Linked DNA regions of Homo sapiens: region 1 is linked to region 2. Evidence: chromatin contacts called from ENCODE Hi-C or POLR2A ChIA-PET data. All regions are on one chromosome and are shown on one strand. The core of a region is the stretch at or near the end of the contact, and the rest is flanking DNA. Distances in the headings are between cores, read along the strand shown. Region 1 has its middle 25 kb from the start of LINC01072. Region 2 holds the start of XPO4 (exportin 4).

Evidence for each region. A loop is a pair of places that touch in the nucleus more often than their neighbours do. ChIA-PET counts read pairs that join two places held with the same protein, here RNA polymerase II (POLR2A). Pooled maps may share reads with other maps.
Region 1: a pooled map shows a loop between it and region 2 (2.0-fold over the local background). The contact joins the enhancer-like site here to the promoter of XPO4 in region 2. A Hi-C loop is called at or near these places in 1 of 37 single-sample maps with no recorded cell type and 6 of 50 pooled maps. POLR2A ChIA-PET finds 5 or more read pairs at or near these places in 2 of 52 experiments (A673 and PC-9).

Annotation. Positions count from the first base shown.
Region 1 is chr13:20,125,512-20,129,284 of GRCh38, reverse strand. No RefSeq gene overlaps it. Among named protein-coding and RNA genes, the nearest start is that of LINC01072, 25 kb to the right of the region's middle. RefSeq lists a silencer at 941-1,160 and an enhancer at 1,611-1,660. Within about 2 kb of position 1,569, at least 27 of the 41 ENCODE cell types and tissues checked have a DNase peak (open chromatin) inside an H3K27ac peak, as active enhancers do; they include PC-9, where a contact is called at or near this core.
Region 2 is chr13:20,900,852-20,904,727 of GRCh38, reverse strand. XPO4 (exportin 4) reads left to right here and starts at 1,982. Exons shown (of 23, transcript NM_022459.5): 1 at 1,982-2,058. The coding sequence starts at 1,990. RefSeq lists a silencer at 1,580-1,959 and an enhancer at 2,170-2,219.

The DNA.
Region 1 (3,773 bases), core at 320-2,819, 780 kb after region 2:
AACCACACGCACTCCAGGGGTAAGCTCCAGAGCCGCCTCCGTCCTCACCACCGCGATGGTGGCGGCTGCACAGGTATGGAGGTTTTTCAAAATTCACTAAACTGCATCATTAAAATAAATCTATATTGTTATATGTAAATTTTGTGCCAATAAAGTTGAGTTCAAAGGAAACATACATATTTGCGTGTGCATATATGTAAATATATATCGATGAATACAAACCCTAAACTTTACACAAAATCGTCGACTCTTCCGTTCCATATATTTCTCTCTCTTTGATTCTCAGCAAGGTTTTTATGGCCGAGCCGGTCTGCGGGCGGGAGGAACCCCGCAGGATGGGGAACCGGGCTGCTGCCAGGTGGCCGCCGCCGGGTAAAGGACCACAGCTGGAGGGGGTGGAGTGGTCCCGTGGCTGCTTTAACAAAATCCCACAGATGCGGTGGTTTACACGCCGCACAGTACAGCTGCATTCCCACAGAGTTCTGGGCGTCCGGAATCGGCGCCACCTGGCTGCAGTCAGGTGCGGGCAGGTCCCGGGCGCCGCGGTCCTCCAGCCTCTGCCCCCACGGTCGCCTCCTCTCCCTCTCCTACGAGGACACTTTGATGACATTTAGGGTCCGCCCGGATCATCCAGGACAATCTCCCTAACTCTGGACCCTTAGCCTGGCCACATCTGCAGAGCCCCGTGGGCGATAGAAAGTGATGTTTGCAGGGGCAGGGATCAGGGCCTGGGCACGGCAGCCCGCCACTGGGGGTGGGTATTCTGGGCTGGATGGCACTGTCACCCCCCGCCTTGAAAGTCTCGTCCTCCCCCACGCTTGGACTCGTGGCGCTGAGCAGAGACGCGGGCGCTCCTGGAATCGACGGGAAGCGCCCCGCTGACAGGCCTGCGGCGGGAGACCCGAGCCCCCAGCGCCACCCCAGGGCGGAGTCCCACCCACCCTGTCTACACAGAGATTCAGCTAAGAGCCTGCACTCGAGTCCAAAGTCAGGCCGCGTGAGAAGCCACGGCGGCCGCAGGGGCCCATGCGGTGAGGTCAGCGCCGGCCCCACAACCCGACCGCGGAACCCGGGCTCCCCCTCCGCCCGGGCCCTGGCCGGCCCCGCTGGCCCGCGGTGAGGAGACGGCCTTCTTGTGCCTGCGCGATTCAAACGCTGGAGCTACTCTAAACAAGGCCTGGCCACCCCGGACACGCCGAGGGAGCTGGCGGCGGTCAGGCTGAAGGAGAGGGGCCGTCACCGCCCCGCGGGAGGCCGCGGTCGCACACTGGCGGGCAGGGGACATGGGACACCCAGCTGCCGGGCAGCAAAGAGGGGCAAACTCGAGAGTGGGAAAGTAGGCGATGCTGACTTAGCGGCTGCGGGGGAGAACGGCCCAGCGGAGGGCGCCACGCCACGGCCGGTGCCGGGAAGCTCCTGTTCCGGGGCTGCTCTGTCGCCCGCCGGATGCGGACGCGCACGCTGGGCACCTCCCCTCGGCCACCAGACCTCACCTCACAGCTGACCTCACCCTCAGGGCCCCAGCATTGACCCTGAGGGACGCGCGGGCTGGCCCTGCTGCCCACTCGGGGTACGCCCCCGAGGGACACGCCCGCCTTCGCTCTCGCAGGGCAAGGTTGCTCAGCAACTTCCCCAGCCCCATGGACACCCGGGGCGGCATCCTGATGTTTCAGTTGGGAGGAACCAGAGAGAATCAAGACTTGGTCCAGGTCCTGCACATGGCTCACGCCTATAATCCCAGCACTTTGGGAGGCCGAAGTGTTAGGATCACTTGAGTGCAAAAGTTCAAGATCAGCCTGAGAAACACAGTGAGACCCCGCCTCCAAAACAAGTTTAAAAAAAAATTAGCCGGGCATGGTGATGCAACGCCTGTAGGTAGTCCCAACTACTAGTGAGGGTGAGGAGGGTGGGGGGTGTGGAGGCTGCAGTGAGCTATGATGGCGCCACTGCACTCCAGCCTGGGCAACAGAAGGAGACCCTGTCTAAAAAAAAAAAAAAAAAAAGAAAGAAAGAAAATAAATAAAAAATAAAAAAAGCTTTGGTCTGAAGGAAAAAACGTGGCCTAAAGACTTGCTTGAGGTCACACCAGGATGCAGAAAACATAAGCAGTGGCTCCGGGAAGGACTGTGGGTTAATAAGCACGGTTGGTAAATGGCAGACCCCCAGCTGAAGCCCAGGTCCTCAGATGCAAGCCCACAGCTCCTCCACTAAGCTGTGACTAACACTAGAGCCAAGGGAGCCGCAGGGGTACAGAAGCGATGCTTGCCATCAAGAAAGGAGGTTTGGGTGTGGTGAGAGGTAGAGGAGGGGGGTGAGAGGAGAGAAGGGAGGGGGTAGGGTCAGAAAGGCGGGTCGGCACCCCTACCTCCTCACTAACAGAGCAGGCAGAGCTCTCAGCCTGGGCATGGTGGGGCCCACTATGGTGAGATCCTGCTGAAAATACCCTGCGCTTTGAAAACAGCCGCATCCAGAAATCCAGGATCACTGGGAGGGGATTGCAGTCCAAAGAGATGACGCTGAGCAACGATGCTACCCACGTTTGTGTGAGCTGAGCACTTCCTAAAACTAGAGGCTCCGTTTCATAGTAGCCTACTGCTTCTCTAATTTTAGCTTACCCAAGAGTCACTTGGAGGCCTTGTTAAAAATAGATTCCTGGGGCCAGGCACAGTGGCTCACGCCTGTAACCCCAGCACTTTGGGAGGACGAGGCGGATGGATCATGTGAGGTCAGGAGTTTGAGACCAGCCTGGCTAACATGGTGAAACCCCATCTCTACTAAAAATACAAAAAAAAAAAAAAAAAATTAGCTGGGAGTAGTGGCAGGTGCCTGTAATCCCAGCTACATGGGAGGCTGAGGCAGGAGAATCACTTGAACCTGGGAGGCAGAGGTTGCAGTGAGCTGAGCTCGTGCCACTGCACTCCAGCCTGGGTAGCAGAGGGAGACTCCATCTCAAACAAACAAACAAACAAACAAAAATGACAGCCAATAATGTCCATTATTTACAAGGCAAAGACAGGCACGAATATACCTGCAACCTAGATAATTCCCAAAGTTACTTAACTGCTTCCTTTTTAGGTGGTTGGTCGTCTGACATTTTTGGCAAGATGACCACAGAAATGAAGTGTGCCCTTCTCAGTGCATCACACCAAGGGGTGCATGATACCATAGTGACTTTGTTAAGCACACCTTGGCTGTTTGGTTACGGGGCATCTTCCCAGTTTCTCTACTATAAAGCTAACAACTTGGGGAAATACTCTGAGATTATGCAAAGCCTGTCTCCTCACAATTTCCCCCTGGGTTTTAGCATCCATCAGTTGCTCTTGCCCACAGCATTTTTCCTGGGGGCTTTGCCCACGGCTGCTTTTCTGTTGCTCTCTTTCCTTCTGTGTCTGCTCACCGGACCACTCCTTCTCAGCTGCCTCTGTCTCCATGTGGGCTCACTATGGGCTTGTAGACAACGAAATCCCAGGACTTTTACTGATAAAATATCTAACATTTGTAAATGCACAGTTTACAAACTGCTCTCACTTACACTATCTCATTTGATTTCCTCACATGAACAGCTGCCCAGAAAAGCCTCTGCATTCTGGGACCCCTGCAATGGGCATTTTTCATCCAGCCTCAGTGGAACATCCAACACTGTCCTCGCTGAATCATCTTGTTAATTGGGTGCCAGCCCAACTAGTTGAGTCATTTACTGTATTAACTTGGCGTCACTGGAAAATGAAGTACATGGACTTTCTCTGTCATTATTCAAGTCATTGGTAAAAATA
Region 2 (3,876 bases), core at 733-3,232:
CACACCTGTAATCCCAGCTACTCTGGAGGCTGAAGCACGAGAATCGTTTGAACCCAGGAGGCAGAGGTTGCAGTGAGCTGAGATGGCACCATGGCACTCCAGCCTGGGTGACAGAGAGAGACTCCATAACACACACACACACACACACACACACACACACACACACACACACACACACAGACATTCTGTTGCAGTGACATAAAACCTCAACAGTATGGCTTTCTTATAACTAGGAATAAGAAACAGGAAGATTTCAACAAAAAATAAACTTAAAAATACTGAAACGAATTTGACTGTCTGTGTTGTTTCAGAAGGCTGAATAAGCACCAAAAAGAAGTTATAGGAATGTAGACCGTAGATGTCAGCTCAAAACGAAACAAACCCCTGATCCGAACAACCTAACAGCACTGGTTTGAATACTGAAACAGCTGTCAGGACCACTTGCGTGGAATGTCCTAGAGGCAACTGGAGCACCGGAGGGAAGGTTAATTACTTGATACTCTAATATGCCTTTCAACACGGATTCCACAAACACGACAATGCTGATTTTTGTCCTTTTTTTTTTTTTTCCTGAGACAGGATCAGCCTCTCACCCAGGCTGGAGTGCCGTGGTGTGATCTCGCCCCACTGCACTCTCGACCTCCTGGGCAATCCTTCCGCTTCAGCCTCCCGAGAAGCTCGGACCACAGGCGCAAGACACCACACCGGGCTTTTTTTTTTTTTTTTTTTGGTAGAGACAGGGTCTCACGATGTTGCCCAGGCTGGTCTCGAACTCCTGAGCTAAAATGAGGCCTGCCTTGGCCTCCCAAAGTGCTGGGATTACAGGCATGAGCCACAGCGCCTGGCCGACAAAGCTCATCTTACTGCATTTGAGAAGCCAGGTAGTCAAGGTCAGGCTTTCCTGTCCCTGCTTTCTCCCTCTCCTATGTGAGCCAGCCCTTAAAGAGTGAAAACGGCAAGAGCCAAAGACGGGTTTTCCTCCTAGGGTCTCCTAGCGACCCGCTGCCCAGATACATTTGGATGATTGTCCTGCAGAAGGCCAAAGCCCTCCATTATGAAAACGAAGCGTTCGGCCGGGGGCGGTGGCTCACGCCTGTAATCCCAGAACTTTGGGAGACCGAGGCGGGCGGATCACCTGAGGTCAGGAGTTCGAGACCAGCCTGGCCAACATGGTGAAACTTCGTCTCTACTAAAAGTACAAAAATTAGCCGGGCGTGGTGGCGGGCGCCTGTAATCCCAGATACTCAGGAGGCTGAGGCAGGGGAATCGCTTGAACCCGGGAGACGGAGGTTGCAGTGAGCCGAAATAGGGCCATTGCACTCCATCCTGGGCGATAGAGTGAGACCCTGTCTCCAAAAAAAAAAAAAAAGAAAGAAAGAAAACGAAGCGTTCTATCCTGGAATGTTCTCCCATGGCAAGAAGGAACAGAGAAGCAGGAGACAGAGATACTTTGAAAGGAGGTGCGCTCTGAGGAGGGGAAAGCGGGAAGAGCGATTCCAAGTTTAGGAAATCCTGCACGGCGCTGGAGCGTGGAAGGGCAAGGAGGAGCCAGGGGAGGCGGTGTGCAGGGCTGAGAACGGAGGGAGCGAACTGGCGTCGTGGATCTGCGGGTCCCCGGGCGGGCTGTACTAGGGTAGTGGGGAGAGGGCCGGGGGCACCGCGAGGCCGGGGCGCCGGACACCACGCATGCGCGGGGCTGGGAGCTTAGCGGGGCGCGCGGCTGCAGCAGTCTGGGCAGACCGCCTCGGCCTCGCCCGGTGCCGGCTGCGGCCGCCCCCGCCCCAGCGCGGCGGCCGGGCTCACACTAGTCCCCTCCCAGCCACCCGGAACCCGGCAGCCCGGCCAGACCCGCCGAGGCCGCGACGCCGGTGTCGACAGCGGCTGCGACGGCCCTGGGAGCGCGTGAGGCTCCGGGGTCGCGGCGGCGATTGGCCGGCCGCGGCGCCCGCTCCCAGAATGCAGCGCATGGCGCGTCATTGAAGAGAGACCATGATGGCGGCGGCGCTGGGGCCCCCAGAAGTGATCGCTCAGCTGGAGAACGCGGCTAAAGTTCTGATGGTGAGGACGCCGCGCCCCTCAGACCCCGGGATTCGCGGGCCCCCGGTCGGCCCTGCCACTCCAGGCCTTGCTGCTCGCTGGGCTGGCGACTGGCAAGGGCCTGCAGGGAGCCTGGAAGTGGAGGAGGAGGTGGCGGTGGCGTGGCGCAGGATTCTTCAGCCTACTTTCCTCCTGCCGTCGTCCCCTCCTTCCAGGAGCTGTCCCCTTCCCCTGGCTGCCCAGCACCCCAGTCGGGCGTGGGAATATAGTGGTGTAGCAAAGAGAATTTCTTCACCTTACACCCTGCCCCACAGACTGGGTCGCAGAGCAAGGCGCCGGGAAGGAGTTGGGGTTATCCCCGCAGGGCTTCGGTAGGGGAAATTTGTAGGGCTGTGTGAGCGCTCTTGGGGAGTTGGTGTCGGGAGGGATTGGATGGCACAGCCTGGGTGCTGTTAGCAACCCTTGTTTCCTGTGCATTCGCATCCTCTAGCGCTTCCCTGACATGCAGCCACCTCTGGAGTAATTGCAGCCGGCAGCACGTGGAAGGGCCGGGCCGGCTGGAGGGAGGGAGGGGAATCGTTGAGACCAAGGTCATTGGGGCAAAACTTGGTCTAGTGCTAAGCTCCTTAAAGCTCCCGCGATTTGGAGAACTGAGTCTATGCTACTCTTTGACTTCATGCTTACACTACAATAAGCAGTTTGATGAGATTGTTTACTAAGGGAATTTGAGAAGGCCGAGTCAAAGGATAAAAGTATTACATGCAAGGAGGAGAAGTAAGGATAAACTACGTTCAGTTAGTAAACAGTGTTTCTATTTGCTGGCTCAGCTTTGTTTTTGCAAATTATGACTTCGGTGTTTGTAGATGTTTTGGGAAGTTAGAGGTTCATTTGATACCTGGATTGATTCAGACTTTCTAAGAATTGGATACAGCCAGCTTTGTTACCTTTTTGGACTTTTTTCCTTTTGGTTTGGTGTTAGGGTGTTTGAGCATCACATTTGAGAATATTCGAACTAATTCTAGCGTAGTTTGTAGTTCTAATATTTTACACCAGATATTTTTGTTTCTTTAGAAATCGAGAAGTCTAATAAAAGCAGGATTTACTTGCTTCATTATGAATATTAACTTAATGTACGTTTTGTCACAAAACAGACTAGTGAAGGTTTTCACACTTTTGCAAATTAAGCAGAAGTAACTAGCTAGTATTCCCCTTAATAAAAGATTCTTAAAAATCCCTGACATAGAGCGTTTTGTAAAATTCCTGAAATTTTCCTAGGAGCTAGGGGCTCCGTTTTCATTGGATTCTGGAAGGAGTATGCCACCCAAAACACGGCTGTAGTTCTTACACTGATCAGGTAAAATCAGTGTCCTTCGTCACTGGCTTAATATAAACTAGTATTTGTGTTTTCCAATATCTTCCCTCTTCCCTGGCAAAGCTGCTTTTATCCCCTATAAGGAGTAGGTGAGAAGAATAGTAGTAAGTACCGTTTATTGAGTGCTAGATATTGGGCTTGATGCTTTACATACTTTACATATTTTATTAATTCTTGCAACAGCTTTGCTTTACAAGGTTGAGAAACTGTAAGTGGCCCGGGTTACACGATTACTAAATGGCTGAATTAGGTCTTGAACTCAGTTCTGTCTGGCTCTAAAGCTGTGTGTCTTTCCACTCTACCCCATCTGTCATATGTTGTATAAATAATTTGTCTAAATGCTTTTTATCTTTTCAGAGGAGAGTAGTATTGAAAAAAGTGTCATGTTATTAAAAACAGGAAATTACAGCCGGGTGCGGTGGCTCATTCCTGTAATCCCAGCACTTTGGGAGGCCGAGGTGGGCGGA